Regions from separate parts of the Homo sapiens genome. Here region 2 is linked to region 1. A link is a loop called in an ENCODE intact Hi-C map of the cell type or tissue named here. Cell type or tissue: breast epithelium. All regions are shown on one strand. Each heading gives the region's core, and the rest is flanking DNA. Links, peaks and the distances in the headings are about the cores only.

Evidence for each region. A loop is a pair of places that touch in the nucleus more often than their neighbours do. Peaks named below come from ENCODE experiments on the same cell type or tissue, not always from the same donor. Only the 100,000 strongest peaks of a DNase experiment are listed, where the experiment ranks them.
Region 2: it touches region 1 in a loop (12-fold over the local background); 2 of 110 quality-filtered maps call a loop at or near these places.

The regions. Positions count from the first base shown.
Region 1 is chr4:57,370,309-57,382,418 of GRCh38, reverse strand. No RefSeq gene overlaps it. Among named protein-coding and RNA genes, the nearest start is that of LINC02380, 50 kb to the left of the region's middle. In breast epithelium, for the core only: no CTCF peak of the experiment used is centred there; no DNase peak of the experiment used is centred there.
Region 2 is chr4:57,158,156-57,170,265 of GRCh38, reverse strand. All of the region lies in intron 1 of IGFBP7-AS1 (IGFBP7 antisense RNA 1), which reads right to left. Among named protein-coding and RNA genes, the nearest start is that of IGFBP7, 54 kb to the right of the region's middle. RefSeq lists a silencer at 6,591-6,640. In breast epithelium, for the core only: a CTCF peak has its summit at 6,131; DNase peaks (open chromatin) are centred at 6,085 and 6,485; H3K4me3 peaks cover 1,099 bases; H3K27ac peaks cover 654 bases.

The sequences.
Region 1 (12,110 bases), core at 1,451-9,450:
CAAATATAACTTTCACAAAGTTTGCCAACACATTTTATTTATAGTTCCCAACAGGATCATCCCTTTCTGAAATGAGTTCCATAAGTATAAAAATCTCTAGACTAAGAGTAGTGATGATAAATATCTCTAGACTAAAAGTAGTGATTATAAATATAATCAACCTATTCTACTACTCTCAATTTTCAGAATTGATTTGGACATAGTTAACTCTTGTTTCCCATTTAACTCTTTTATTTGTGTTATTTTGTTATGCTTGTTATTGCTTACTTCCATTTTCTATACATGTGACAATATACATTATCATCAGCCACAAGGCAAAAAAATGATTCTAACATTCATATGCTGGAGCAATCAAGAAGAGCCAAGAAAAACAACTGATTAGAAGAATAAAAGGGGCCAACACTATCAGATATTATGAAAAGCCAAAAAGCACAGAAAACTGGAAATCTCCTTGTGATCTTACTTAACCTTCTGTTCCCATAGAAAATAAGAGCTTAACACTTTCTCCCCCAGCTTTCTTCGGGTATAATTGACAAATAAAAGGTGTATATATTAATAGTGTACAATGAGTTTTGATATATCCAGACAGTATAAAATAATTAAATCAAGTGAATTGATATATCCATCACTTCACATACTTTTTTGTGTGTGTGGTGAGAACATTTAAGGTCTCTTAGCAATTTTCAAGTACGCAAACATTATTATTAACTATAATCACCAGGATGTTGAAGAGATCATCAGAACTGATTGATCCTGTCTAACTGAACCTTCATACCCTTTGAATAATTTTCTTTACCCCCGTTGTCCCCATCACCACCCCCAACAATCACCCTTCTACTCTCTGCTCCTATGAGTTCAACATTTTTAGAGTCCACACATAAGTGAGATCATGCAGTATTTGTCCTGCTGTAACTGACTTATTTCACTTGGCATAATGTCTTCTAGATTCACCCATGTTGTTACAAATTATAGGATTTCTTTCTTTTTTAAGGCTGAATAGTGTTAACTTTTATTTTAGATTCAGGGACTACATGTGCATTACCTGGGTGTATTCTGTGATGCTGAGGTTTGGAATATGATTGATCCCATCACCAAAATACTGAGTAGAATACCCAATAGTTAGTTTTTCAACCCTTACCCTCTTCCCTCTCCCCCTCTTCTAGTAGTCCCCAGTGTCTATTGTTGCTATCTTTATGTCCACGTGACAATATGCAGTATTTGGTTTTCTCTTCCTGCATTAATTCACTTAGGATAATGGCCTCCAGCTACATCCATGTTTCTACAAGGGACATGGTTTCATTCTTTTCTATGGCTGCATAGTATTCCATGATATATATGTACCACATTTTCTTTATCCCATCCACCAGTGATGGGCACCTAAGTTAGTTGCAAGATTTTGCTATTGTGAATAGTGCCGTGATGTTCATATGAGTGCACGTGTCTTTCTAGCAGAATGGTTTATTTTCTTTGGGATATATATTCAGTAATGGGAATGCTAGGTCAAATGGTAGTTATGTTTTCAGTTCTTTGAGAAATTTCCAAACTGCTTTCCACAGTAGCTGAACAAATTTATATTCCCACCAACAATATATGTGTTCCCTTTTCCCCGCCACTTTGCCAGCGTCTGTTGTTTTTGACTTTCTAGTAATAGCTATTCTGACTGGTGTGAGACAGTATCTCATTTTCATTCCAAGCTTTTTAAAGACTAAATAGTATACATCACATTGTCTTTCTCTATTCATCCATTAATAGATACTTAGGTTGATTCCACATCTTGGCTATTGTGAATAATGCTGCAATGAATATGGGAGTGCAGATATATCTTTGACATACTGATTTCAATTTTTTTGGATATATACCCACTAACGGACACCTTCTTGGTCAGAACAATCAAACAAGCAAGTCACTCTGCTAAAGTGCTTTGCTTTGGATTAAATGTTACTGCTGCCCCTTGCAATCACAGAGGGAAGCAACAGAATAAACATAAAAATATTTTCTTTTTTTTCCATAGGTTATTGGGGTACAGGTGGTGTTTGGTTACATGAGTAAGTTCTTTAGTGGTGATTTGTGAGATTTTGGTGCACCCATCACCCAAGCAGTATACGCTGCACCATATTTGTAGTCTTTTATCCTTCACCCCCTCCCACCCTTCCCCCTAAGACCCCAAAGTCCATTGTATTTTTCTTATGCCTTTGCGTCCTCATAGCTTAGCTCCCACATATCAGTGGGAACATACAATGTTTGGTTTTCCATTCCTGAGTTACTTCACTTACGATAATAGTCTTCAATCTCATCCAGGTAGCTGCAAATGCTGTTAATTCATTCCTTTTTATGGCTGAGTAGTACTCCATCATATATATATATACACACACACACACACACACACACACATATATACATATGATGGAATATTACTATATTATATATATATATATCACAGTTTCTTTATCCACTCATTAATTGATGGGCATTTTGGTTGCTTCCACAATTTTGCAGTTGCAATTGTGCTACTATAAATATGCATGTGCAAGTATATTTTTTGTATAATGACTCCTTTTTTTTCCTCTGGGTAGATACCCAGTAGTGAGATTGCTGGATCAAATGGTAGTTCTACTTTTAGTTCTTTAAGGCATCTCCACACTGTTTTCCAGAGTGGTTATACTAGTTTACATTCCCACCAGCAGTGTAGAAGTGTTCCCTCATCACTGCATCCATGCCAACATCATCTACCATTTTTTGATTTTTTTATTATGGCCATTCTTGCAGGAGTAAGTTGGTATTGCATTGTGGTTTGATTTGCATTTCCCTGATCATTAGTGATGTTGAGCATTTTTTCATAGGTTTGTTGGTCATTTGTATATCTTCTTTTAAGAATTGTCTATTCATGTTCTTACCCCACTTTCTGATGGGGCTGTTTGTTTTATTCTTGCTGATTTGTTTGACTTCATTGTAGATTCTGGATATTAGTCCTTTGTCAGATATATAGATTGTGAAGATTTTCTCCCACTTCGTGGGTTGAGAACAGACATAAAAATATTTTCTTATAACAGGTCTACAGAGAGAGACTCTTTATTATTTGATATGAAATACCACTACCCACACCATCAGCATACATATTTGCATATATGTTGCAATCATTAATCTAAAGTCAAACTATCTCTGCTAAATATTCTTCTCATTAAATCTTATCCCACAAAATAAGGTCATCCAGGTATACCAACAGAAGAGGATTAATTATTGGAATCATCATGAATTCTGCTTGCCACTCATTTCCAGTTCCATGTAGCATTGCACATGGTAGATCTGCACTTTCTGCTTGACTTAAGGCCCTATGACTTGCTCTGGACCTTGAGTGATAGCGGAAGTGATAAAGACTTCTATGCTTAACATTCATTTGTCAGTGTGGTGAGAAATGCTTGGGTACCCTTGTCCCTCAGCATTCAGTAAGCAGCAGCATTCAAGATGATGAAGCTCCATCATGCTGAGTCACTGTGTGACTCTGATGAGTAGAGGCTCTCTGCCAACCCACAGCGATGCCTACCATATTCTCCTTTGAACTCTAATTTTTTAAAACTCCCGTACTAGATTGTAAGCTCTTTGAGAACAAGGACCAGACCTATATTTTATACTTTGCATTAAGCATAGCACCTATAGACAGCAGAAGCTCGAAACTATTTGCTGAATAACTAAATATATTGACCACAGATATCAACCCTACAAAGCAATTACATATATTTTTATACTCTACAAAAACATATTCTTCTCTTATTAAACTATTATTTCTACTAAGATAATCATTGAACTTGTCATTCTGTGCAAACCAAGTATTTTCACCTTGAGCAGAAAACATATAGGTTTTCCAATATAATAGGAACAAAGTCAAAAAGACAAATATTTATCATGTAGGTGAGGAGATTTCACACATTAGGGCAGACACACTGACTCCTTATAATGCAAATTATTTTTCAATGTTAGTGAAGGCCTAAGCTCAATCCAGTTACTTGTGATTATGGTAATGTATACCCATTCTGACACAGAGTAAGCTAGGTAACCAAAATGATAATAATAAAAATAATGACTTGGGTGAAAACAATTGTTTTTCACATCTATTGGTTTATTTTTCTCCAGTGACTATTTACATTTTGACCAATGGTACCTTTTTATGTTGTGAAATGAAACTTCTAAACTCGGATGTTGCTATCAAATAAAGACAACATCTTTATTCCTTTGTCTTTTTGTGTTTATTGCTTTATAATAACAGATATACCATCTCCTGGGTTTAAGTCTCTTCTAATCAGCTGGATCTGTTCAATCTATTTCTTGTGTTATCAGCTGAGGATTAGACTAATAAAACTTCAGTTAAGATACCCTTTTCCAAGTAATTTGTTAACATACTTGATATATTTGATTAGCTGTCTCCCCTCCACACAGAGTCACTCCATAGAAATCCTACTATAACAAGCACAGATGCAGAATCCCTTTATTTACCCAAATATTTTGTAAGAATTCTAGTATAGCTAGTCAACATTTAGAAATAACATCTCCCAAAAGATTCTTGTTCTTTTATTTTTATATCATCTTAATTACTCATAATACTTTCCATGACTACTATTTTAAAATATTTAGCTTATAAAAATTTGTATAATGAAATCCAGGCAAAATTATATTTTAAATCTAAACAATTCCTCAAAGTTCTCTTAAATGATAATTAAAACAACTGATTGGAAAAATCCTATGCTCAAATTCTCCTTTTTACACACTTATCTGTAAGCAAACAAATGCTACTACATAATTCACCTTTCCTTCTCTTCTTTTGAGGAAATAGAAATGTATTTCCCTTTTTAATGACAGAGTTTTTATTTTAACTTGGATAAATAAGAGTGTGAAGAAATTTTCTGCTCCCTACATTTTGAAATTTTAATTAAAATGTCCCAGCTGATCTATCTGCTAATGATTATTTGAACAATGATGCAGAGAATCCTTTTTCTCAAAAGAATGAACATCTTTTAAGCCAAGAACAGCTTTGGGTCCAGATGTTACTGTTGTTCATTCTCACCATTAATCACCAAACATTGCAGTAGGACCCACCATGGATATTATTCAAACAGAGACTCAATTAAATTCAGAGGCAGTCCATTTAATCTTCATCAGCTCAAACAATGGCAACTTCATTTTTCCCAACCAAATGTTGAGCCAGAGAGGAGAAACTTCAGAGATTTTCATTTCATTCGATATTGTTATAAAGTAACTGGATTTACAGTTTGACTTTGGACAAAGGAGAGCCACAGCATTCTGCTAGAAAGCAGTAAAACAGGGAAGGTGAAACATCCTGCACCAGTAAGCACAAGGTATAGTAATTTGTGTTAAAAAAGATTCATTAGCTTCCTTAAATGCTGTAATAACTTAAGAAAGAAATAAGGTATTCGTTCTGACTCTGCCATGTGAAGATAGATGTAGGGCAGGAAAAGGAGGCAGAAAATTAGAATGAGAGGAGAAAGGGAAACACCTCTAACTCTTACATTGTTTGCTTCATCTAAACCAAGGGGGGAAATGGCTCCTGAGATGGCCCCTGCTAGAAAGCAGCCTGTGGGTGTGATGAATGAGGGGCCTATAATTAAGCACAGCATCATACTGCCAGAGACCTTTCTTACTGTGGTCATGACATTGACACTGACATTTTTTTAAGGTGTGTAAATGCCAAAGGAGTACTAACTAGATGTCTTTACCCATTAGTTTGGATCATGACTGCTTTCTCTAAGGATCTCAAGTGGGATAATAAAATCTTATTTGGAAACCCTTTCCTAATCATCTCTGCATTAGTCAGGGTTTTACAGAGAATAGAGAAGAGATTATATATATATATATATATATATATATATATATATATATATATATATAAAATTTCCTATAGAGAGAGATATTTTCCAACTATCTATCTTTATCTATATATGTGTTATATATACATATTATACATATACATATATAGAGATGGAGAGAAAAGCAGAGAGAGAGAGAGGAAGAGAAATACACAGAGCAAGAGAGAGAGATTCTTTTAAAATAAGAAATTGGCTCACAGGATGATGGAGGCTGAAAAGTTCGAAGATCTGCAGCCAGCAAGCTGGAGACTCAGGAGAGTCAATCTGTAGTTACAGTCTGAAAGCCAGCAGACTCATGACCCCAAAAGAACTGATTTTTCCATTTGAATCCAAAGACAGAAAAAGGCCAATGTTCTAGTTCAAGCAAGCAGGCAGGAGGAGTTCCCTCTTACTCAGGGGAGGGGAGGCCTTCCTGTTCTGGTCAGACCTTTAATTGACTGAATGGGCCCACCCACATTAGGGAGAGAGTCTGATTTACTCAGTCTAACTATTCAAATGTTAGTCTCACAAGCATGCCCTCACAGACACATCAACCATAATGTTTGACCAAATATCTGGGCACTCCATGGCCCAGTCAAGTTAACACATAAATTAACCAGCACAATCTCCTAATACCCTGGGCAAGTTCCAGGTAGTAGTAAGTCTCCCTACATGAACACTCTGTAGAACATGGGATAGAAGAGGGGATCTGATGAAACTTTAAGGGTATTAGTGCTTTCTTTCTAACCCATTCCTAAAGCAACAAGACTCTGGCAAAAGGACATGAGTGATCCTATTAAATATAAGAGCAATAATAATAATAGAAAACACATATATGAAACTTACCATGTTCCAGGCATTGTGTTAAGTGCATTTTATGAGCTCCATCTATGCTCACAATGACTTTTTGAGGTGGGTGAATAAACTGAGGCACAGAGAGGCTAGGCAATTTACCCAAGGTCACAAAGCTAGAAAGTGATAGAGTCAGAAGTCTCATCCAAACTATCTGGCTCCAGAAGTCCCATAGACTATTCCTCTTTTTGATGAGCATTCATTGAATGCTCATGAATTGATGATGAACAGGACAAATTTCTTCTTTACAGGCATGAAATCATGGTCAAGCAGGGCAGCAGAATTAACAAAGGCTGTGATGCCTATAGAATGAATCACTCACTTTGCTCCAGGGACCAGGAGGACCTCACCATCTGGGGGATTTGTAATGTAGGAATAAAATGTATGGACCATCAAGTCCAACTTCCATCCTTGCCTCTCTCTCCATTTGGCTGAGCTCACCTCACAGAGGGGGTGACACTAGAGCAGGGCCTTCAAGTTACACCTCTCTGGCCTGGTTGGTTTAACTGCTAACTACCACCTGATTTATCCACAACTACTAAGCCCTTTCTAGTCTATTCTCCAACCAGCCTCCAGAGGTATCTTCGCAAAACAAAAGCCCAAGTCAGTGGTATGCACCACATTCCCCTGATGAAAGCCCTTCCATAGGTTTTCATTGTTCCTGACCAAGGTGCTTGAATCCAAGGATGAGCCTCATCTCCCTTCTAGGCTCATCTTGCCCACTACACTCTCCTCTGCTCCATCTGGTTAAGCCACCAGCCCTTTTTCAGTCTTTGTCCTTACCATGCCCCCTCTCTCCTGCCTCCATTGCTCATGAGGCTCCCTCTGTCTGGATAATTTGTCCCAGAAGAGTTTCTGATTACAATCACAACTTTTCTGTCCTTTTTTCTCAAGGTAGAGTCTATTTGACTTCTGCAGTCATTAGAGCCCCCAAGGATCTCAAGCATCTTTTCCTTGGGAGAGACTCCTGACCTCTCTAACTAGGTCAGATCCCCTTACCATGAGCCTTTCTGGAATCATAGGTCTCTTCTTTACAGTACCTATCACAGTTTCAATCTTACATCTGTGGTAGCTGTGGAGCCCTAATAAGACAGAGCTCCACGTCGGGGTGAACAACAGTTCTGAGAAATGGCTAATGACAGACAACCTGCTGGCGCAACATCCTGTTCCCAAATACCTCACTCAGCATGTAGCCTCTCCAGCATAATGCTATAAAACTTCCCACCAGCCCCTGTGTCTTTGCAGACAGCCCCTTCTCTGCTGTGCTGCCCATTGTACCCTTGCAACGTATCTTCTTACCTTCTCTAATACATTTGCCTTTCTTTATCTACGACTGTCTTGATAAATTCTTGGACTGCCTGTGACACCAGCCCCAGTCAGTGGCATCCATGACAGTAGATCAATAAGAGCCCAGAGGCCAAGAACAGAATCTCCTTTTGCCACTGTAGTATAATAAACAATAAATTTTGTCTTTATTTCCAGTTCTTGGCACAGAGCTCCTAAAATCCTTGGAATCTGTTGAAGGATGAGTGTGTTATGTATGCTGAGATGATTCACTGTAGGGGCCCCTAGATAGCTTCAGAATGGGGGCTGGTCCCTAGAAATACCAGTTCATGATTAGAGAGTTAGAACTTTCAGGCCCACTCTCTAAGTTTCAGGGAAGAGAGAACCTGAAGACTGAGCTCAATCACCACTGGCCAGTGATTTAGCCTATTTAATGAAATCTCCATGGAAACCCCTAAATCACAGGGTTTGGAGAGCCTCTGGTTTGCTGATCTGAGGAGTTGCTATGTCCTGAGAGGGCATAAAAGCTCTGTGTCACCACCTACCCCCTACACCTTGCCCTGTGTGTCTCCTCTATTTCACCGTTCCTGAGTTGTATTCTTTATTATATACCAGTAAAAGTACGTAAAGCATTTTCCTGAGTTCTGTGTGTCATTCTACAGAATTATCAAAACTGAGAGAGAAGTTGTGGGAATCCTTGGATTTATAGCTGATTGGTCAGAAGTACAGGTGGTTCCTGGGACTTGCAACTAGCATCTAAAGTAGGAACAGTCTTGAGGGCCTAAACCCTTAACCTGTATGGTCCATGCTAATTCTGGAAGTTAATGTCAGAATCAAATTGAATTGTTGGACACCGAGCTGATGTTAGAGAATCTGAGCCTTACCACTGTATGCCCAGCCCGTTGCCTGAAAATAGCAAACAGAGAGTAAAAATACCATCTGAATCAATGGATGACAGTGTAGCAATCTTGAAGAAGAAAAAATATGAACAAAATCACTGAAGCAAGAAAGGGCATAGCATATATAAGGAATCATGAGAAACCAAGACAATAAGTTACATCTAGAACTAGAATGATGCAGAGATAGGACTAAGAATATTGGTTAGGGCCATATGGTAAAGGGCTAGAAATTCCAAGTTAAGGAGTATGGGCTTTCAATTCCACAGGCAATGGGGAGCCATCATGGGGCTTTTGAGCATGAGAAGTGGGATCAGAAATGTGATTTAGAACAATGATTTCAGACATGGTTGCACATTGGATTCATCTGGAGAGTTATTTAAAAATGTTGGCACCAGGGTCCAATCCCAAGGGATTCTGATTTAATTGGTGTTAACCATGATCTGAACATCAAATGTTTTAAGAACTCTCTGGGTGATTCAGATATGAAGCAAAGTTTGAGAACCATCACTTTATAAAAATTATCTGGAATCTGTGTTTTTATTACATTGGAGAGGGCCACGCTGATGGCAGAGTAAATCGGATAGGAAGCTATCTTAATGCAAGCAGAGTACATCTAGGGCAGATCTCATTCAGAAGGATGGTCGCTTCTGAAAAAAATGCTGCCAGGGTCAAATGTCAGGCTGAGCTGGCTAATTGGACATGAGAAATAAAGAAAACTGGAAAATGATTCCAGGGTTCCCAGCTGGGGCAACAGCACAGGTGGCCCTGGGATAAATTAGCAAATTAACAGAGAAAGGAAACAGGAGAAGGGGAGTACGGGTGGGAAAAAGAGAAGAGAGGAAGCCAAGCCAACCCCTGTCAATGTGGCCTTCACTTTCTTCCTCCACTCCGGATCTGCCGGCATTAAGTCAACATCAGTGGCAACAGCTCTGCCAGGAACCAGAGAAATTCAACAGATTCAGGCTGCCACAGGAAAACAGGATGGCTATTCCACCATGGATGGCCCTCTCCTGGGACCTCTCTGCCTGAAGAGTCCCAATATAGAATTCTTCCCAGGAGGACTTCAGCTAGTTTCAGCTGTCAACGGTCCTTGCAAAGAAAGAGAGGGGCACAGTTAAGAAATGAGGGTCCAATCACTGCACACCCCATAGATCACAGTCTCCACCTTGACTGTTTGAATTGCATCCCCAAGCAAATGGGAAGCCAGTACAGAACCCAGAGCACAGATGCAACGTGCTCACCAGGAGCATGAATGAGCTGTGAGGTTCCCCTTTTTAATTCCTCATCTGATAACAAGCTTCCAGTCCCCTGATCAATATTTCCAGCACACTGCTGTGCACCCCACTGGGCATCCTTTGTTGTCTATTACTCTTTTTAAGGAAATAATTACCCATGCACACACTCATGTAAAAATTATTTATAGTTTATTCTTTCTCTCCCAAAATGAAACAATTAAAGATGTTTTTAAAACAACAACATAAAAGGTTTGTCTCTGCCCTTTACAGTAAAAGCTTGTCAAGAAAAGTTGCAGTTTTGTAAAAGTAAGGTTTGATCCTCTAGTATCTGTAAGCAGAGGCTGTGAAAGTGAAAAAGATGTGGCAGACTGTAATTCAATATAAAGACTTGAGGATAAAATACACTGTCACATGTCTGAATAACTTTCGCAATGGCCAGCTTTAGCAAAAATGCAGCCCGATCTACCTCTTCTCTGCCTGGTAGCTACAAGAAAAGCACCAGGCCACTCAGCAATTCTTTGAGAGCCATAAGCTGAAAAGGGCCTTCTTGACACATTTTCTCTTGACGATGGGGCATGTACTATTGTGATGCCAATATGCTGGCCATAGGGAACTCACGGACTTTCTCCCCATTTATTAGTTATTTATGGTGTCTCTTAGGAACTTATGGGAGCAATTTTTTGCAGTCCCTTTGCCTGATTCCCTCCCTTTCTTTCCACAAAGGATAGCAATGTCCAGCCTGGAGCCACAGAGTGGAGTCTACCCTCTGGTCACCAGTCTTATCCCCTAAACATTCTTCTTGAGTCAAGTTAGAGAACTCTTATGATTCTTTTACTAAGCAATGGCTCTGGATTCAAAGTCTGATTCTGCTATTTACCAACTCTGCCCTTGAGCAAGTACTGAACTTCTCTGTACTTCGGTTTCATCTATAAAATATGTTAATAATAGTATCTAGTACAGGAATAAGATAGGCATATGCCATTCCTGGCACATAGCAATTGTCCCCCGTCTGCTGGGTGCTGTCACAATTTTTTTAAGAAGCAGTATAGTTTCATGACTAACAGCATGAACTTCACAGCCAGCCTGCTTGGGTTCAAATCCTGGCTCCACCACTTCTTGGCTATGTGATTTAAGACACATTGCTGAACTTCTCAGTGCCTCTATGTTATTTAATCTAAAAAAGAAGAAGAAGAATAGTATCTATCATCAATGATTATTAAGTTAATTTTACATATACACAAACATAATAATAAAAACAATGCTTAACAAATAGTAAATAATAAGTGTATTAGCCTTTTTGTTATTATAATAATTACTCTGGTTTAGGAGGACAATATATACTAAGCAGTACAGCAACAGTTCATACAATGAGAAGTTTTGAGTCATCTCTCTGATATGCAGGAAGAGCTGTGAATTTTTACATGATAACTCTTCCCTCCATATATCTGGACTTCACTTTCCTCAACTGTAAAAGGGGATAATAAGATAACATAACTCCTACTTTGCCATGTTACGTCAAAAAATTAGAAATTGGGCCCGTAGAGAACCGTATCAAGGGACTGAGGCAGATTCTTGCCTATGTCCCATCCTGACCCTATCACCTCTGGAGTCTGGCCAAGGGAAGTATGTACACAAGTGGTTCAGCCAGATACAAAATTAAGTGCCTTTTTATAACAGGCTTGGCGGCACAGATACCCCACTACAGAAAAATCTGAAGTGGGTGGTATGCGGAATGCAGCCCAAACCATATCACCTGAAGGGGTGGGGGGGGTTTCTGTTTTCCTGCATCAAAAGGCTCCCTGCCCTTCTGCCAAAAAAGCCAGGCCCCACTTATCACCTTGCCACCAACATGGGTGCAGTGTAAGGGAAAGTGGGAAAGGGTCTGCAGTGTCTGGGTTCAGGACGTGAAGGAAGAGGGAGTTCATTGCATCATCCCATGATATCAAAATGCAGAAACATAACCCACAAACAGAGCATAGTTCCCA
Region 2 (12,110 bases), core at 1,782-9,781, 210 kb after region 1:
GTGTCTTTGTATACCTGGATCCCTAAGCCACAACAGATAGTTTATGCTAACAAGGTGATGTGTGGCAAATCCTTGGTTTGATTCACCCGACCATGCTCCATCAGTTTGACCTCTGGGGAAGCTGCAGCCTCAGCAGCTAAGGTCAGCCACATAAGTGTTCTTTTCCTATGTCACTTACCCCTCATAGAAACCCTGAACACCAAGACTCAAATTGGCAATACTTTATGCATGTTGCCACACATCAGTGCTGGGGGGATTAAGTGGTATCCATGTGACCCCACTGGGTGACAACATCTGGAAGCTTCTGTCTAATTTCTCCTTGACTCTACTCTGTATATCTTTTTTCTTTGTTGATTTTAATCTGTATCTTTTGCTCTATAAACCATAACTGGGAGTATAACAGCTTTTCTGCGTTCTCTGACTCCTTCTAGTGAATCATCAAACCTGAGGGTGGACTTGGGGACCCTACACACACTTCCCAATGGCAGCCTTTGGGAAGGGGTGGCTGTGAATGGCAGCCTTGTTGGAGGACTTAGAACTCAGAGAGAGTTAGAGCCCAGAATGGAGGTTAACTGCAAACCTCCTTCTCTGTGGCTATACAGAACTCCTGTATTACAGACCCAGTGGCCTCTCACTGGTACCAAGGGAGAGCCAAATCTGCCTGCCAGGGATGGGGTTGTCATTTGAAACAAATAGGACGGATCTAAGTAAACTTATTGGCAGGATCTATAGTTCTAATTGTGAAAGTAATACATATTTGTTGTCAGAAATCTGAACAACAAAACAAAATAAAAAATAAAACAGTCCATTGGAATCCCACCACTCAAAGGTAGGCATGGCTAATATTGTGGTGTAGTTCTTAATAGTCAATTTCTTTTTCATGAATATGTAGCAGTATCCCCAATGAGACAGAATTTTAAACTTTTAGCAAGAAAATCTGCAAGTTAAAAGTTGCCAGCCACTTCCATGTCTAACAAGTCATCCTGGGACACATTTTTTTGTTCTGGAAACAATCACCCAGGCAGTTTCTTTTAGCTTTGCAAATTTAAGGCAGAGGCGCTCATCGACCAAAGGCAGGAATGTTAGTCACAGGCAATGTTTTTTCTCAGCTCCCCATTTGTTCCCCAGGATACCAAGGCCAAATGTCACTGGGAAGTACTAAATAGTTGAGCCCATTTGAGAGGGGGGCTAGAAGCCTCCTAGGAGAAAACAAATCAAGACTCCCAACTACTTCTCCTTAGGTTCACTCGTTTCCAAACATCTCTGATAAGCTCAGTGGGTCCTCTGCAGGAGCCTGGATTACTAAATTGTTGGTGTTAGTGGGGAGGTGTTGTAGGTATAGCACATTGCCAAGGCTGGAACCTTCTACCGCAGCAGCCACTGCAGCCCCATGGGCATGGTTTGAGAATCGTATATATGAGGACAAACTAAGAGGCTGAAACATTGAGAACCCAGAGCCGTGCTGGCATAAGACAGTGAGAAGAGGTCTCTTCCCAGCTCCGTAGGAACTATCCCCTGACCAGCTGTGACAGCACAGACAGTGATAGCTCAAGGCTGTGTGGACAGCTGCTTTTAGCAGGCACTGGTGTTAGGGAACAGCAAATGCAGCCCACGGTGGACCCATCATATTTTCCAGTGCTGTCTCTACAAGGGATTTGGGAGTATCACTGATCCTTTAGCCTGAATAAACTGGGACTGTGGAACCTTAAATGTATCACAGAAAGGAAAACACTGGGAAAGAGAAACGAGCATGTTAATGCTGATAAATCTATGCATGCTACCATCCTGCAGACTGGTGAAAGCTGTTGGCTACCCAGCCTTGGGCCATTCCTGTCTGCGCTGTCACAGCTGGTCAGGGGATGGTTCTCATGGTGCTGGGAAGAGGAGATCAATGACTCAGTTCAGTGGAGACATGTGACCATTTCATTTTTTTTTTTTTTTTTTTTGAGACGGCGTCTCACTCTGTCACCAGGCTGGAGTGCAGTGGCGCAATCTCGGCTCACTGCAAGCTCCGCCTGCCAGGTTCAAGTGATTTTTCTGCCTCAGCCTCCCGAGTAGCTGGGACTACAGGTGCATGCCACCATTCCCAGCTAATTTTTTGTATCTTTAGTAGAGACAGCGTTTCACCATGTTGGCAAGAATGGCCTCCATCTCTTGACCTCATGATCCACCTGCCTCGCTCTCCCAAAGTGCTGGGGTTACAGGCGTGAGCTGCCGCGCCTGGCCACATGTGATCATTTCTTACACCCCAAGTTGAAGCAAAAGACATAAGCAACACAAAAATACAAATACACACAATTTGCAACAAAATGGTATTAAACTGCATAATGCTATATGTTTTTCCCCACTTAATATTATCTATCAAGCATTTTCTAATGACATTAAACATATTTGTAAACATAATACTACTAGGTAATGACAATAGCTAAAACTGATGTAGCGGTTATTTAGTATCTACTATGTGAGGCAGTATTATTAACCCCATATGCTAGATAAGAAAACTGAGGCACAAAAAGTTTACGTAACTTGTCCAATGACCTACGGCTAGTAAAAGAAGCTAGCATTTGAACCCAAGTAACCTTCAGTGCTAATGTTCTCATTTTTTTTTAACACATCGCATATTTAATCATTTTCCTACAGTTGCATATTTCTTCTTTCCCATGTTTTCACTGCTATAAATATGCAGTGATAAGCATCCTTATACACAAAGCTTTGCAAGTCAATTAAAACTTTTAACATAAATGTAGAACTTTACATTTGTTTAATTCCATCACTTTTAATTTAGACCTGCAAGATTGTCTTAAATCTTGATTCTGCAATTCAAATGTTCCACTTGTCCTCTCAGCTTTGCATCATTCAGATTTAACTGACCTATTCTTCTAAACAAATACTTTATCTAAAGCTTGACCTGGACAGGAAAAGATCCAATGGCTTGGCTCCTGTCTCTCTCACTAGCTCATCTCAGTCTTCTTTTGATGCCCTATCACACAGTCTTCCAGTTCCTCAACCATACCATGTTCTTTCAGGCCACGGGGCCTTTGCACATTCTGCTCCTTCTCCTGCAACCCCCTGCTCTCACCTGGTAAATTCCCAGTAGTGCTCTGCATCTTAGCCAAAGCTGAGGCCAGGGGGAGTTCTTTGTTATACACTTTCACCGAACTATATTCTTTTCCTTCCAAATGGGAAATTTATGCACTAGGTCATGAAATCATCTGATTAATAGCTGTCTCTCTCCCTCAACAACAGACTCTATGATAGCAGGGGCCATGCCTACTTCCTGCCCATGTTATCCTTAGCACCAAAGCTGTACAGTTGGCCCTCTGTATCTACCGGTTTTGCATGCATGGATTCAACCAGCTGCTGATAAAGACCCAGTGACACCGAAGGCCAGCTGTACGTACATATTTTCCATTCTTGGTTGGTGAATCTACCAAATGGCCAACTGTTCTATGCCATTTTATGTAAGGGACTTGAGCATTTGTGGATTTGGTACCCTCGGTATGGTGGAACCAATCCCTGAGGCTGAAGAGGACAGACTAAACTGGGCCCTTGGAGACATTTAATGAATGTTTGCTGGATGAATTAATGAATGAATGCAGCACCCTGTGGCTCAGTAGTAGAACCATGACCCTCCGTGCTAATGGTGAGCATGCACGGATTCATCAGCCCTCCTTGAGGACAATGCTTCAATCAGTTAAAATGTACAGCCTGCCTGTTCTTCTCTAAGCCCCAGGATATTGCTAGAAAGTTTATCAGCTGCAGCTGAGTTCAGGCGATGTGACTGACCTCCTCTGCTCTCTCCTCTTTCCAGGCATCCTCTATTCAGTCTGCGGTTGTCCTTCCAAAGGCAGCTAATATAAGACTCCCTGATTAAAAGCTTCTGTGGCTTCACAGTGTCCTCAGGATCAAGTCCAAGCTCCTAATCTTGACATTCAAGGTCCTTCACATTCTGGCCCTTGCCTCCTTTTTCCCTGTCATCTGCTGCCACTGACACCCCCAACCCCAACCCCAACCCCATATGCATACAACAAAGATACTCCACAGTACTAAAAGTCTTCCTATACACCATGCACTTGTATTCTTTTGACACTTTGCTCTCTTTCCCTAGAATGCAAATCTCTCTTCTCTGTCTGACAAACTCCTACTCATCCTTCAAGGTCCAGCTCAAAAGTCACCTCCCCTTTTGAAGTTCTCCCTGGCTCCTTCCCACCCTCATCAAAGGCGGAGTTAATTTTCCCTTCTCCTGTATGTATTCATGTGGCATTTTGAACTTAATTCTATGTTAGTGCCCGTGCTATGTTCAAGTGCCTGTGTTCCCTGAGGATCTCCTTGAAGGTAGGCATCTTATCTTACTCAGTTTTATTTCTCACCTCAGCCCTTTCCTTAAATGCTTATAAAATAAGCATTCCATAAATACTTGACAGGGTTTGTCTTTTGGTATTATCCCACTCCACAAGTCTAGTGACACTTGCAAATGCATTTGACTTTTGGAGTCATGGCTGACCAACCTGCTAAGATCCAGCAATAGGTGGGATGTGGGGATTTTCAGGAAGGGGAGTGGTAAGTTCATGGGAATGTGGAATTTAACCTCTCTGCTTCCCCGACCACCACAACAGCCACTAACCTCCCAACTCTGCCAGCCCAGTGGAGCTGCCTGCTAAACCTTGCTGATTCTGTCAGCAGCCCGTCTTCCCTTTCCTTCCTTTTCATGTCCTCTGCTTCTTCATGAATTAGCTACAGTTCTGCACTGGCTCAAGATGAAGGGGCTATGGACAGAATATAGAAAAACCTTCATAGGCCAAGCACAGTGGTTCACACCTGCAATCCCAGTGCTTTGGGAGGCCGAGGTGGAAGGATCACTTGAAGTCAGGAGTTCGAGACCAGCCTGGACAACATAGCAAGGCTGTCTCTAAAAAAAAAAAATAATAATAATAATTTAAAAAGTTTAAAAAGAAAAACCTTCCAAAATTAAGAGACTGTTGAGTTTCTTGAGGAACGAAACAGAGCTTTCTGGGGCACTCTGGCCCTCTCCACTACCTCTGTCTGCTCTGTCCTCCTCCTACCTCAGCCTGCTCCCTCAGGCAACTCATCTTTTACACACCCCTTTGTCTACAGATTCTTCGCTACAGAGAAGCTACAGAGCTCTCCATATTTTCACCAGACCATTCTTTTCAACATTCCAGTCCCAAAATCTCAAAAGACTCTGATTGGCCCATTCCCACGCATTTTTGTCGCCTTAAGGTAGGTATCCTGTCCAGGTCTAAACAGAGGGAGCTAGCAAAGGAGGTTTTGGTCCTGTGGCCTGGCATGGTTTCCTCAGCAGAAGAGGGGAATGGGGGGGAAGGTTAAGTTTGGTGACTGCATCTCTAGGTAAGCACTAAAAACTTTCTTTTTTTTTTTTTTTACCTTGAAGAAGGCTTCAGAGAGAAACACCAGCTGGCTGAAAGCAAAGCACTTGTTATTCAAAGCATTTCTAGACAGAAGACAACCTTGACTACCATCCTCAATGAAATAGCAGCTCTTAGACTGGCTGCTTTCTAAGCATTATTTCCAAGCAGTCCCTATTGGCCTGGCAAAATGAAGAAATGGGTCTGTAGCTCAAAAGATAAACTTAGACTGGAGATTAAAATGTGGTTGTCGTCAAGACAAGGCAGTGAAGAGGGTGGCGGTGGGTTTGCGAGGGTGCGCAGAGTGAGTCTTAGAAGAACAAATAATCCTGGGATCAGGGACGTTTAAAGGATTGGCAAAGGAAGAAAATTCCTGAAAAACGGAAAGTAACAGCCAGGGAGACAGAAGTCTCAGAACCAGAACCTAGCCAAGGTGGGACAGAATTTGAAGGGAGAGAGCGCCAGTTCTAGAAAGATCAAATAAGAAAAGGGTGAGCTTCAAGAAGTGAAGGGCCAGGCGTGGAAGAGGCCATCGGGAGCCCCGTGCAGTATCCCCCATAGTCGGGAAGAGGCAATGCCTCCGGCGCAGACATTTGCGGGTCCCAAGGTCACGCGTAGGACGCTGACCGGGAAGGACAGCCCCGCCGCCTTCCCGCGCCGGCTCCTGCGCAGTGTGTGACGACGGTGCCCTCTGCCGGCGACAGTGGGCATCACACTGCACGCGGAGCCCCTCCGCTTGGGGAACCCGAGCATGAGCGGCTGGCAGGCGCGGGAGTCTCTAAAAATAAAGCTCACTACACGAAAGGAGTCGGGAGAGGACACCACTGGGATGGGGACGTTTATCCTCCTCTGCACTTCTCCTTGGTCAAGTGAACTGGACCAATTTTATCCAAAGCAACGGTTACGCCTGGAGCCACAAAAACTCCTGAGTCCGAGTCAGCCCCATGCTGTGGATTGAGACTCGTCGTGACCCGCCAGGTGCGGACCATCTGGAGATGGCGCGGCATAGTAGGCATCAGGGCGGCGCCGGTACCTGAGCCTCACCGCTGAGCCCAGGAAAGGGGGAGAGGGAAAAATGAGACGCAAGCTGGGAGAGGACGCATCGGCTGCACAATGCTACCATCTACCGGACTCGTCCGGGAATGCTCTGCCTGCCGCGCGCTCGCCGGGCTAGCCCCAGCCCTGGACTGCAGGGGCGCCGCGTGCAACTCAACAGCACAAGGCGCTGACATTAGTGGTGGGTTTTCAGGCACAGCAACACTGGGAATCACTGACTCACGCAGCAGCTCAGGAAAATAAGCAGTTGCTTTGTGTTTTGAGGTTCTGGAAATTGGTCATGAATTTTTTCATCTTAAAACAATAAAGAAGCTTCTAGAAAGAGAAACACTACCATGGGCAAATGAAAGAAAGTCTCCAATAAGTGTGAAAATAAAAAGCAGACTAGTCTTTGGGGTCTGGAATGGTGTGGGTGGCAGGCTTTGGGTCAAAGTCACTTTGGGTCTTAAATATGTCAGCTCCTTTGGGTTGTTTCCTCATCTGTAATATCACAGTAAAGTGGGCCTCCAGGAATGTTTTGAGGATCAGATACAATGATCCTTGAAAAGAGCTTGGAGAAGGATAAAATTATATGTCATCACTGGATGTGATCAAATGCAAACTCTTGTTCCAAGTTAGGGTTGACTAAGCAAGATCTCCCACATCTAGGATTTTTTGGTGTTGAGAGGACTATTAGTGTATCTCAATTCTATTTTTCCAGGTAGTGTTTTCAATAAAACCTGACTTTTTTTAAGGCTTCTCCCATACCACCCCCAGGGATGTTGTGAAGAATTAAATCAGTTTCATTAAAAGCTCACCTCTGTCCTTGGAGAACAGCTACTAGAAAATGATTAGGGTATTTGTGTTTTGGAGTTGTATTTGTTGATAAGTTGAAATAAAATGTCAATCTTATTTTTAGAAGCTAAACAAAACATATGCTAGACATTTTTGCAGTGAGTACAATTCTTCCAGTATTGCTGTTAGCAAAAAACTTTTAGACAAATTAACAGTTTATTTGAGCAAAGAACCATTCATGAATTGGGCAGCACTCCAAACCAGAAGAGGTTCAGAGAGCCCTGCCCAGTAGTGTGGGCAGAGAGATTTTAAAGGCTGAACAGGCAAGCAAAGCAGAGAAATCACCTGATTGGCTACAGGTAGGCATCTGCCTTATTTGGACATGGTGTGATGAGTTGGCTGCTGAGATTGGCTGAATCCTATTAGTTGCTTGTGATTGGCTGAAACACAGCTGTTTGTTACACTAGATATTTCATTTCTAGGTGAGGTAATGACAATGTTCTAAAATTGCTTGTGATGAAGGTTGCACATCTCTGTGAATATATTAAAACCACTGAAATGTACACTTTAAATGAAAAAATTACATGGTATACAAATTATAACTCAATAAAGCTGTTATTTTTTTAAAAATACACTGTAATTTTGAATATAGTCAATATCTGAAATTTCAGGGTCTAATTCACTATCAACTTACAGTGTTACCTCAGGCAAATTTCAACAATGTTGCTGAAACTTGTTCTCTGAAGATACATTGACATAAGCAATGTGATTGTTCCCTTTGAGAAGGGAACTGCACAGTGCCCTGTTCCTTTTTTTATATATAATTGAGATGGGGGTCTCACTATGCTGCTCAGGCTGATCTCAAACTCCTGGGCTCCACTGTTTCCTTTTGAGAAGCCCAACAAACAAGTCTAAAGGAGTCTAATGTAGGTTGTTCTTTGTAGCTGATGCCATTTTTCAAAGATGCCCTTAATAATATCTTCCATCCTACATGCTCTTCTGCAATGTGGCCTTGCTGCTAGAATCTAGTTGCTCTCAGCTTGAATCTACGCTAACTTTGGTAATTCACCTGTCACAAGAGAAGCAGAATACATGACACTGTGTGGCTTCCAAGGCAAGATCAAAGAAACCTTGCAACCTCTGCCTTGCTCCTTTAGAATGCTCACTTTCAGACACCCCTTTTCAAGACTCCCCCTCTCACAGCTCAGTTGCACTGTTGTAAGATTCCCAAGCCATGTGGTGAGGCTGGGTACAGGTGCTTTGTTCAGTGGTCCCAACTGATCCCAGCCTTTGAGTCATCCCAGCTAGATGTATGTGAAGAAGCCTCTAGATGATTCCAGGCCTCAACCATTCAAGCCTTCCTACTGAGAACCCAGACATGGTGGAGCACAGACAGTCACCCCTGCATGCACTGCCCAAATTTCTGACCCATAGGATTTATGTGCATAATAATATGTTACGATCCGAAGTTTGGAATTGTATGTTATGCAGTCATATATTACTGAAACATTGTTCTAATTAAGTGGTCAAATTCTGTTCCTCTGACAACCTGACCAGTCTAGGGCCAAGGAACAAGGAAAAATATCAATAGAGACCACTTACTGGGTATCCATTATATGCCAGAGTGGTGCTAGGTGCTTTCTACACTTTATCTCTAATTCTTCCAGAAACCCACCAGGTATGTGGTATGAGCCCCACTGGCTAAACAAGGAAGCTGTAGTGAGGTAACTTTGAATAACTTACCCATGGTTAGATAGACAGTGGATAGACAGCTGGACATGCACGCTAATCTCATTATACTCTCACCACATCCAAACTATGTGCTTTCCCTTACAATGTAACCCCCATCTCCAACCCCCAGACTCTCCACCAGTAATGCAAGACTAGAACTGCAAGAATAGTATTGAAGTATGTGAAGAATTATGACGTTTTTTGTTTCACTGTCAAAACTACAGGAAATCTGTAGAATACCGAGGGGTAGAGGTGTTAAAGGTGTTTGTTTTCATCAATTCACTTTATAAAAATAAATTTAAATCATAAAAAGGAAATGAAGGAAACTTTCAAAATAGAGCAGATTTCATTTTTCTGGCCTCCCTGACCTGAAGTCAAGACTGATAAAGGCATAAGGAGACATTTTTCCATCCTAAGTCAGACTTAGGGTAGAGATCTGGCTGGGTCATTTATTGTCCTGAGGACCCAAGAAGATGGCCAAATTGTGGGAGATGACTGAGTAGACCAGGACTCTTTGGGGAAAGGCCAGAACCTAGGGTCATCTGGAAGGTGTTAGGGTTGATCAACCCCTAGACATTTCTACACCCCCTCACCACACAACACAACCACACCCCCAAGCAGTAGTTATATAATTATTCAGTATACAAATTGTTTATTTAATGTCTATGTTAGTCAGAGTTCTCAAAAGAAACAACTTATAGGAGATAGATGACAGATACATACATACATAGATGAGAGGCAGAGAGAGGGAGAGAGATTTATTATAAGGAGCTGGCTTACACAACTGTATTAATCCGTTCTCATACCACGATAAGGAAATACCTGAGACTGGGTAATTTATAAAGGAAAGAGGTTTAATTGACTCACAGTTCCACGCGGCTGGGAGGCCTTAGGAATCTTACAATCATGGTGGAAGGGGAAGCAAGGACCTTCTTCACATGGCGGCAGAAGAGAGAAGTTTCAGCAGGGGAAATGCCAGACACTTATAAAACCATCAGATCTCATGAGAACTCACTCACTATCACAAGAACAGCATGGGGGAACCGCCCCCATGTCTAATCACATCCCTCCCTTGACATGTGGGGATTATGATTTGAGATGAGATTTGGATGGGGACACAGAGCCAAATCATATCAATAACTATAGAGGCTGAGAAATCTCAAGATTTGCAGTTGCCATGCTAAAGACCTAGGAGAGCTGCTGGAGTGATTCCAGTCTGAATCCAAAGGCCTGAGAACCAGGAGAGCCAATGGTGTAAGTCACAGCCCAAGGGTAGAAGATTGATGTTGCAACTCAAGCAGTCAGGCCAAGGAAGTTCCCTCTTAGTCAGTTTTTTTGTTGTCTTCAGGCCTTCAACCAATTGGACAAGCACCACACACGTTTAGGGAGGAGAGTCTGCTTTGCTCAGTCTATCAATTCAAATTTTAATCTCATCCAAAATCACCCTCACAGACACACCCAGAAAAATGTTTGACCAAATGCCTAGGCACCCTGTAGCCAGTCAAGTGGACACACAAAATTAACCATCACAATGTCTACTGCCCCTGCCAGATGATAAGCTCCCCAATGCCTGTGACTATTTCTTGCTCCCAGACATAGTCCCAGAACCTAGCATAATCATCCATCATAAAGAAGCTGTTAACATAAATATTTGTTGAATGAATGAGGCATCACCCCTAGGAGGCTTCTTCATTGACATTAAACCGCCAAGTCCCCTATGAGCACCCAATTATGACCATGCTCACCTGAGTGTGAAATAGCCGTCATTCTGTGAACTGCCTCTTAAATTTCAAAGTCTAAAGCAGATGACCTACCCAGTCGCTCGCTACCAGTAACAGTGATATAGAGTGAAGAAGCAGAAGCTAAAAATAGACTAAAGACATTTAGGGATGCAGATGAATCTAGAGTAATCCAATAGAAATGTAATGCAAACCACATGGGTATTTTATATTTTCTAGTAGGCACAATTGTTAAAATTAAGAAGGTAGGTAAAATAAATTTTTATTATATTTTACATTATTATAAATATAAATTATAGTTTTTAAATGTAAGTATTTCACCCAACATATCAAAAATATTATTTCAACATATAGTCAATACAAAATTATTAATGAGGTATCTACCTCCTTTTTTCCTTTCTTTTCTTTTTTTTTTTTAATGTAAAGACAGGGTCCTACTATGTTGCCCAGCCTGGTCTTAAATGTCTGGGCTCAAGCAATCCTCCCTCCTTGGCTTCCTAAATTGTTGGGATTACAGGTGTGAGCCACTGCACCCAGCCTTACCTTCTTTTTTAAAGCCTTTGAAGTTCACACACACATCTCAGTTTAGACTGGCCACATTTCAAGGGCTCAGTAGCCAAGTGTGGCTAGTGGCCAACACAGTCTAGCAGGCAGCAGCATAATGCCTGACTACTTGCAAGCAAGGACTAGTGGCATCCTCTGAAGCCCTGGTTACTTAGTGAGACTGACATGAGGTTCCGTGGGATTAAATGTCTTTGTCCCCTTGTCTTCTCTGATTTGAGAAAAATCAGAACCAGGATAACCATGCACCAGAACCCTGTGGATCCAGAAGAGGCCAGAATTCAGGACCTACCCTGCTCCTTACAATTGGTGAGACCTGAGGAAGTCACTCAATCTCTCCAAGTGCCATTGTCCTCGCGAATGAAACAGCATTGTTGAGAGAATGGAATAAGACAGTAAAACCCTGTGCAACTTCAGGATTTTAGGCTGAACTCCTCAGGCATGGAACTAAATTGGGGTCTTGCTATTGGCCTCTTCTGCACAATGGCTGAGTCTTGAAGTGGGATATGGAAGGGAGTTTCCACTTCCCTAGGACTTCCTGGGACCCCTGAAGGAAGTTAGTCCACAGTCCACAAGAGGCCACTGGAGGGTGGATTTCATGGTTGCCACTCACAGAGGGAGCCGGTGGTGTTTCCCAGTTCCTTGATGCAGGCTTCTAGGCCAGACATAAGAGATTTCACATAGAGCAAACAAACTTCCAGTGCAGCGAATCAGTGGTGCCCTCTATGATGTGCTCAAATGATGCACATGCCCTCACTCTCTGCTGTTTTGAAATTATCCCAGGAGCTCAGAGAGCTGTGGACAGGGACACCTACCTGGCGTCTGCGTGGAATGATGCCAGGATCCATCACATTAGGAAGAC